3 separate regions of the Mus musculus genome follow, and regions 1 and 3 are each linked to region 2. Evidence: chromatin contacts called from ENCODE Hi-C or POLR2A ChIA-PET data. All regions are on one chromosome and are shown on one strand. The core of a region is the stretch at or near the end of the contact, and the rest is flanking DNA. Distances in the headings are between cores, read along the strand shown.

The links. A loop is a pair of places that touch in the nucleus more often than their neighbours do. ChIA-PET counts read pairs that join two places held with the same protein, here RNA polymerase II (POLR2A).
Region 1: a map of T-helper 17 cell shows a loop between it and region 2 (1.8-fold over the local background). The contact joins the promoter of Cyth1 here to the enhancer-like site in region 2. A Hi-C loop is called at or near these places in 1 of 37 maps with a recorded cell type or tissue (T-helper 17 cell). POLR2A ChIA-PET finds 5 or more read pairs at or near these places in 1 of 5 experiments (Patski).
Region 3: a loop to region 2 is called in a map of mature B cell, with 2.6 times the contacts of the local background. The contact joins two enhancer-like sites. A Hi-C loop is called at or near these places in 7 of 37 maps with a recorded cell type or tissue (CH12.LX, T-helper 1 cell, T-helper 17 cell and 4 more).

The regions. Positions count from the first base shown.
Region 1 is chr11:118,247,259-118,249,958 of GRCm38, forward strand. Cyth1 (cytohesin 1) reads right to left here and starts at 1,300. Exons shown (of 14, transcript NM_011180.4): 1 at 1,181-1,300. The coding sequence starts at 1,202.
Region 2 is chr11:118,208,267-118,210,966 of GRCm38, forward strand. All of the region lies in intron 1 of Cyth1 (cytohesin 1), which reads right to left. Among named protein-coding and RNA genes, the nearest start is that of Cyth1, 39 kb to the right of the region's middle. Within about 2 kb of position 1,308, at least 2 of the 3 ENCODE cell types and tissues checked have a DNase peak (open chromatin) inside an H3K27ac peak, as active enhancers do.
Region 3 is chr11:118,144,769-118,147,468 of GRCm38, forward strand. No RefSeq gene overlaps it. Among named protein-coding and RNA genes, the nearest start is that of Gm38514, 8.3 kb to the left of the region's middle. Within about 2 kb of position 1,255, at least 1 of the 3 ENCODE cell types and tissues checked has a DNase peak (open chromatin) inside an H3K27ac peak, as active enhancers do.

The DNA of each region.
Region 1 (2,700 bases), core at 50-2,549, 39 kb after region 2:
CACCAGAGTGTGAGGAGGCAAAGTTACCTGTGAGGCAACACACCGGAGTTTGGCTCCACTAAGCCGTATAAGCTTGTTAAGTTCCTGAGCCATACTTCCCTGCCAAACCAGTAAAAGGTCACCACTCGCCCTACCTGCCATTCCTTCTTCCATTCCTCCTGGAAACAATGCTAACAACCACGTAAAGCATTTCAAATAACCTTCTACAACTCCAGAGACTGCACACCCTCGGAGGGACCAGAGCCCTGGCTGTTCGCCAACAAGCAGCAAGGTTAGCCAGGAGAGTCTAAATCGCTTCTGCCCTGGTGGAGGATGTGGACTGGTGTCATTACCCGGCTACCTTCAGGCAACAGCTCAAACTTGATCCCCTTGCCCGGTGTGGTCAGGCCCTGACTGACAGACCAGGGGACCAGGAGCTAATTCACAATGCGACGGTAGCACGAACCTGACCGACGTCCCCGGCTCAGAGGCCCCGGTCAGGCCACTTGTGTTCATCTCAGAACAAAGAGCTGGATGGGGCACATAACTTCTAACACCCCTGAGAGCCGGAAACTACTAGGGAACACAGGCCGGCCGGGCGTGTTAGTCCCGCGGCCGCTCGCGGCGTCTGCCACCCCGGTGACAAGCAGCAGGCGACTCGTCTTAAAGACTACGACCCCGGTCACCTGGCCCTGACTCCCCTCGGCACCCCGGGGCTCCTCAGCATCCTCATGACCCTCAGCGCTCCGGTTAACCCCCGCCGCGGAGACCCTCTAACCCCGGCGACTCCCCTTCCGGGGCCCCTAGACTCGCAAACCTCAGCCCCAGCGACCCCCAGGCCCGAGTAACCTCGGTCCTGGAGCCCGAAAGCAATTCCCGGTTTTACACCCGTCTCCGTCGGCGCCCTCAGGTTCGGGCGACCCCTGCCGTGACCCTCCAGGCCTGGGTGACCCACAGCCCCGGCAACCCTCAGGCTCGAGTGACACTCAGTTCCCAGCGACCCTCAGGCCCGGGTGACTCTCAGTTCACGGCGACCCAAAGGTCCAGGCGACCCTCAGCCCCGGCGACCCTCAGGCCCTCGAGCGTCTGGGCAGTCACCCCCGGGCCCTCGCACTGCCGCCACCCGGCGCTCCGCGTCCCGTCCCAGGGACACCGGCGCAGGCGGAAGCTCACGAAGGGGCAGCGGACCGGCCCCACTCACCATAGCTGTCATCGTCCTCCATGGTGCTGGCGACCGGCTCCGGCCCGCGACCGCCACTGACCTCCCGCAGCCCGCGTCCTGCCAGACACCAGCTCGCCACAGGCCAGCTCCGAGCCGCGGAGCCCCGCCCCCCGCACCGCGCCCGCACTGCCCAGCACGCGCCTGCGCACGCGCCGCCCGAGGCACCGCCCCCGGCACAAGGTCCCGCCCACAGCCAAAACGCGCGTGCGTGAACGCCCTCTAGGCCCCGTCCCCTTGAGGACCTCTTTAGTTTGCGTTTACGCAAGCGCGGCACCTAGGCTCTGCCTATCTATGACTCCGCCCCCAAGTCACGCCCTCTCTCCTTAGGTACCGCCCCCTCTCCTCGGGGCAGGGCAGTTTCGGGTTTCAAGTTTCACAAGCGTGCGTAGGCCGCGGGCGTGGTTTACTAGCCAGGGCCAGCGTCCAGCCACTCGGCTGGTTAAACATACTCAAGGTCACGGGTATAACCCGAAGGGTAAGGTGGCCCTAGCTGTATCCGCCTCGGACACCAACACGTCGAGGAGGAAATTACCTAAACTCATCTGTGTTCGTTACTTATACTTCCTACCGGCGCCAAGTTGCACAGGAGGACATAACTTCCAAATTAGTAGCCTCAATTTACAGGCTCTGCTGCTTTCTTCGGGAGGACCGGTTGATCCCCCTTTGCAGTTGTGGCCAGGGGCTGCTTCTGTGGAGGTGAGAGCATTTATGCGGTAGGAGGTCTCTGCAGAATTAATCAGTGGAAGCACCAACCAATGATCTGAAAAGGCCCTTAGGGAACACCCTGTCCTGTGAACTCTAGCCAAGTGACCAGCAGGGAGTGCATTGCAGCTCAATGACAGAGCACTTGCCTAGCAATGTGAGAGACCCTAGATTGCATCCCAGAGACCAGGGGAAAGGAGAAAACTAATTCCCAGACTCAGAGGGTCTTATATGGGCTGGGGCATCTCTGGGTGGTAGGTCCCTGTCCAGGATGTCCTCCACCACAGCATGCACAAACCCTTCTTACCCCAGAAAGGCCTGGGGTAGTGGTGCTTGCCTGTGGCATACCTGTTGTTAGTCTAGCGTCCCAGGAAACTGAGGCAGGAGGACAATATAGTGAAACTCCACCTCAAAAACAAAACAAAACAAAACAAAACAAAAACCTACAAATACAGCAAAAGAGACACTGGGAAGTTTTGGGACGGGTCTTCCTGATTGAAACAAAGACTTGAAATCCCCCATGCAGCCCCAGAACCAGCCTTCTACCCCCACAGCTCCCTCTCTCTGCAAATCACTGCCTGTAGAGGGTTGTGGGAATCTCTGGGCTTCTGCAGGGCATGAAGGGGCCAGGCCAACCACATGGGGAGGAAGGAGAGTCAGGTCTTTCCTTGTGGGTCCTTCTCTTCGCTGGATGGGCTGCAGCAATCCTTTCTCCCCCATGGCCAACAGCCTTAGTCTGTAATTGCTCAAAATCTCTGTACAACTTAAATAAATTTAAATTCCCCAGTGTGCCACCT
Region 2 (2,700 bases), core at 58-2,557:
CAGGAAATGCAATCTTCCCTGCTGGGGTTTCTCAGGAAAAAATGCAGAAACGCCACCAGCTCGTTTGCCCAGAGTCTGAGCCCTTCTTCTGTGTTAGAGACATTCTTGAGCACTGTTCATGATTAGGGAAACTCCTGCTTGGTGACACTGCTGTGGTGGCACCGGTGGCTTTTCATATGGACACACTGCTTAGAATCCTGATTCAGAGGAAGAAAGAGAAACAGGCTCAAGCACCAAGAAGAAGGGGGTCAGAGCAGCCACTGACTCTGGAGAGAAACTTACAGCTCTCTCTGAGGTTGTAAGTTGAGCTTCCATGAGTCCTCTGTAAAGTGTGAAGAAAACAGGGCTAAGGCAAAATATGACTTCCTTGTTTTCCCAGGAAAGGAAGGAATGTGCTGGGTGGGTCATTCCACACCAGCCCACCTGCAGGGTAGCAGGACTTGATTTCCTGCCCCCATAACTCCCTGCCATACATAGGCAGAGAAACAAAGAGGTAGCTGATAACCACCTCCACGGCCAGGAGAGGGTCGCAGCAGCAGCAGCAGCAGCAGGCCAGCTTAGGTTAACTTAGGCTGTGAGGTGCTCAATGATTAGAGACCCGCTCTTAGGGCTAGGGGCGTGGCAATGGCTGTTGTAGAGCTGAGCAGGGATTGGCTGGGTAGCTGCAAAGGCTCTTCCTGGATCCAGACAACTGACTGTAAAGCTGCTACTGATTCCTGGCTCTGTGCTGGAATCACACAAACTCCTGGAGGCTGCAGACCCCGGCAGTCGGGCAGAAGCAACATTCACTAGAGTCATTCTAAGAGGAAAGCAGAGCTGAGCCGGAAACAGATGGGAGAGCAGACACCAGAACACTGTGTTCAGTAAAGGTGCCTTTGGAAGATTGGCATGGTCCAGAGGGAAAATGAAAGGTGGAAATGCCCAGATATCTCCAGGTCTAACTCTCCTTTTCTGATGTAGCCAACAGCAAATTGTACGCAGCCTCCCTCCCCATTTCAGCAAGTTTTGTGAACCATGTGAACATTGGCTGAACACTGGAGCATACATACTGCCTCCAAGCTACCCTGATCACTCGTCTGCAGTTTTCAGCTTCGTCCTTGCTGACCACTCTGCAAGCTAACAGGGCTCCTGATACCCCAGACCCAAGCCTGCCTTTCTTCCCACAATTCTGGACTCTTAGAATCTAATTCCACTCTCTGCCTCCCAAGTCTCCTTTCTAACTGGCCTGTGGGTCCTGGGCATCTGCAGCTAGCCTGGCTTTCATACCCCACCCAAAGAAGGGTGGCAGGTGGCAGACAGCCTCAGGCAGTGGGCCAGGCTGACTGTCTTCAGAGACAGGGTCGGAGGCCTTGCTTCTACTGGTGTCTTCACTAAGAAGAAAAATGTGCATGGCTGCTGTGTGCTGTCGACCCTGCTGTGCTCAGCAGGGAGGTCTGTGAAGCTCAAACCACAGCAAAGCCCTTCAACACTGCCACTGTAGATGGTTGGCATGAGCTTCACGCTTTGATGCGTGCTTTGTACAAAGTCAAACATGTTCCATCAGATGGACGCACATGCCACTCTGAGAAGTATCTGAGGTATTTGTCCACAGCACCAGCACCTGAAGTCTTCCTTATAACACATAGCAAGTTGCTTGTCCAAAGCCAGGAAACAGGTCACCGGAGATGCAGCAAGCAACTGAGCAGGGCCAGGACAGAGGCCACGTTAACATTAAGGTGAACTGTTTAGCCTAGTGTTCCACTGGGGAGATGCTATATGCAACTCTACTTGGTGTGCTTTCCTATAAATACGATTTTATATACCCTTGGAGTACCTTTTATAGCTTCAGATATTTTTGAAACTTAAAAAAAAAAAAAAAAAAACTTGACAGCTCAGGACTGAACTGCTCCCTGCTGGTAAACTGCTCCTCAGAGTTCATGAATGAGGCACAGGTCCAACGCCCACAGCCAGGTTCACACTCCTGGTCCCTGACCGGTCCTTAGCAGTTTACTCTCCTATTGAAGCCTACAGATTCACTTATCTGAGCATTTGCTGAGCATCTGCCACAGGCGCAGCCTGTGCTTGGAGCTGGGACTTAAATAGCTCCAGACCCAGCCTTGCCAGAGGGGAGAGGCGGGCAAGCCTGTGGCAGCAGCAACCTGGCACAGCATCTGTGCATGCCAAGGACATGCTGAGATGCTGCAGAGGGGCCAGCTGGATCCAGGACTTAATGACAACTCCCAAATGGAGAGGCAGGGCAATGACTCCCAATGAGGTAAAAAGCCTTAAGGATGGTGGGCTCACCAAAAGTCAAGGCCTGGGGCACAGTGAGACCAGAGAGCCCCAGGGAGCGCCCTTACTGCATCCCGTGGAGGGGAGGAATATGGGCTCACATTAAGGAGTCTTGATTCCATCCTAAAGGGAAGGCTCAGTGGCAAATTAATGGGACTACATATAAACAGATCAGCTCAAATAGCTAATCTAGAAGCAAGCCTATGGCACTTAAGAAAACAGTGCCCAGTTAATTATATTAGTAATTCTCACATAGGCAAATAAACAAGCAGTGCTGGAGAGCAACGGATTGATACAGGCAAGAAAGGAGGTAAAGGGCTGGAGATAGCTCAGCAGTTTAGACACTTGCTGCTCTAGCAGAGGACTTAGTTTGACCCCCAGCACTCATGGTGACTCATGACCATTTATAATTCCAGCTCTAGGGGATCC
Region 3 (2,700 bases), core at 5-2,504, 64 kb before region 2:
AGACACGCTGGAAGGCAGGCTTGTCAGGGTGACAGTCACCAGCCGTTCTCTGAGAGTGCATTTCTAAGGACAGTGTAGTACACAGTGCTTGCAAAGTACTCAAATGTGCTCTGGCCTTGTTAGCCTCAGCAGCCCATCCACTAGGCTATCTGTACGTGACTATCACCCAGCAGCCCATCCACTGGGCTATCTGTACGTGACTATCATCATCCCAGCAGCCCATCCACTGGGCTATCTGTACGTGACTATCACCCAGCAGCCCATCCACTGGGCTATTTGTATGTGACTATCATCATCCTAGCAGCCCATCCACAGGGCTATCTGTATATGACTATCATCATCCCAGCAGCTCATCCACTGGGCTATCTGTATGTGACTATCATCATCCTAGCAGCCCATCCACTGGGCTATCTGTACGTGACTATCATCATCCTAGCAGCCCATCCACTGGGCTATTTGTATGTGACTATCATCATCCTAGCAGCCCATCCACAGGGCTAGCCATCCCTTGGGAGGAAGAGGAAAGGGGATCAGAAGGGAGGAGTCATCCGCAACCACACAGTGAGTTTGAAGCTGGCTATGGGAGGCATGGTCTCAGAAGGGTAACAACGGACCACCGACCAGAGATGTGGTTCAATGGGTATAGACACTTGCTACTAAGCCTGATGACCTGAATTTGATCTCTGGGACCCACATGGTGGAGAAAATGGACTACTGTAAGTTGTTCTTACATAGGTATACCCATGCATACCCATGTATACCTATGTACACATACATATACCTATGCACACACAAACACACATGTATACCCATGCACACACATGCATACCCATATACACATATGTAGACTGTGCATACACATATATACACACATGTAGACCCATGCACACACATGTATACCTATGTGCGTGCATGCACACATACACATGCACACGCATGCGTGTGCACACACACACACACACACAAAACAAAGAATAATGAAGCAGCAAAGACCCGGGCTCCCTACTGGGAGTAAAGACCACAGCACTTCATCCTCTGAGCTGTTATGCTGCTGTAATTTTCTGGACCAGTGACACATGACTGGGCGTGTGGCTGTGCCTGACTCACTGCAACGCCCTTCCTCTTCCGTCAGCACGCACCACAAGGAAGGTGGTGTCCCTGTGACACTGAGATCTCTTTCCTGTTTCCACAGGAGCGCAGCTCAGTAAATCCCGAGTGACGCACACACCAATGGATTACACGCCACAGGCTCTGGCCTCTTTCACCATCCCTTCAGCTTTGCTCCGGGCACATCTGCCTAGCCGTGGCCATGTGAGTTTGCCATGTCAAGCTCACCAAACTGAGGCTCCTGGGCAAGTGACAGAGGCTCTCACAGGAAGCAAACATCAAACTGAAAGCTAGCATACACAGCGGACAGACGGCAGAGTGCCGGAGGAGGAGTGGAGGGAGGTAGCTGGAGGGCAGCCTTCAGAACACGGGTGGGGGGACTGCACACAGCAGGAAGGAGGAGAAAGGCAGGGCAGCTGGTAGGGCCTCAGGACTGACAGCGGGCATGGAGCTTTGGGCGTTACTGAGATAGCCTGGGCTCCCACACACATGGGTGTCCATGTGATCAAGGAATAAATGGGGCCTGGGGAACACAGCAGGGAGGGGTGGCACCAAGAAACATTGGCACATCAGAGACTTGGAGCTGCCTCATGTCTGAGAAGCAGAAGAGACTCAAACTTCCCAGTGGAAAACAAGAAGCAGGAGATCCACAGTAGAAGTTAAGATGCAGGCACCTCGACCACGAGACCTGCGGTGCCTTCCAACAGGAGGTGGGCGCCTACGTCCCTTGCATGTAACTTGGCCTTGTGATTTGCTGTGGACAACAAGATGCAGAGGAAGTGATGCTGGACTCAGGGTCTAGCCTCTGACTTCCCTCCACAGTGCTTGGTTCCATCCTGTCTCACCTGAGAGTCCTGTGCTGAGAGGCTGGAGACCGGTGAGACGGCAGGCATGCCTGGTATGACTGTGTGACCCAAGCTACAGTCCCGGGGGCCCTCAGATTCTCCCGAGGACACCGTGTGTACAAGGCCAGTGACTCCAGATAGGCTTGGGGTCACCTGCATTCCCAGTGCTTGCAAGGTGGGAGCATGAGCATCAGGGATCAGAAGGGTCTAGCCTAAGCTGCAGAGTGAGTTCAGGGATACCCTGGGCTACATGAGACCCTATCTTAAAAAACAAAAAGCAAAAGACTAGGTGGTGGTGTACACCTTTAAGCCTAGTACTACGGAGGAGGCAGAAGCAGGGGGATCTCTGAGTTCAAGGCCAGCCTGGTCTACAGACTTCCAGGGCAGCCAGGGCTACACAGAGAAACCCTGTCTCAGAAAAAAAAAAAAAAAAAAAGAAAGAAAGAAAGAAAGAAAGAAAAGAGGAAAAATAAAGTAAATCCATGCCCTTCCTCTATCTCATATATTCTGTATACTGTGCATATATATGATATAGTCCCAAACTTCTGTTTAAACAGGGAAGAAGCACTTGAAGTAATAATAACCATGAGAACACTAGTGTGCAGAGTCAGCACACACACACACACACACGCGCGCGCACACACACACACACACACACACACACACGGAACATTATGCAGCCCCGAAGAAGGACGTGCTGGAGCTGTACCAACTGTCTTGGAGACAGACCAAGTGATGCTGCTATACC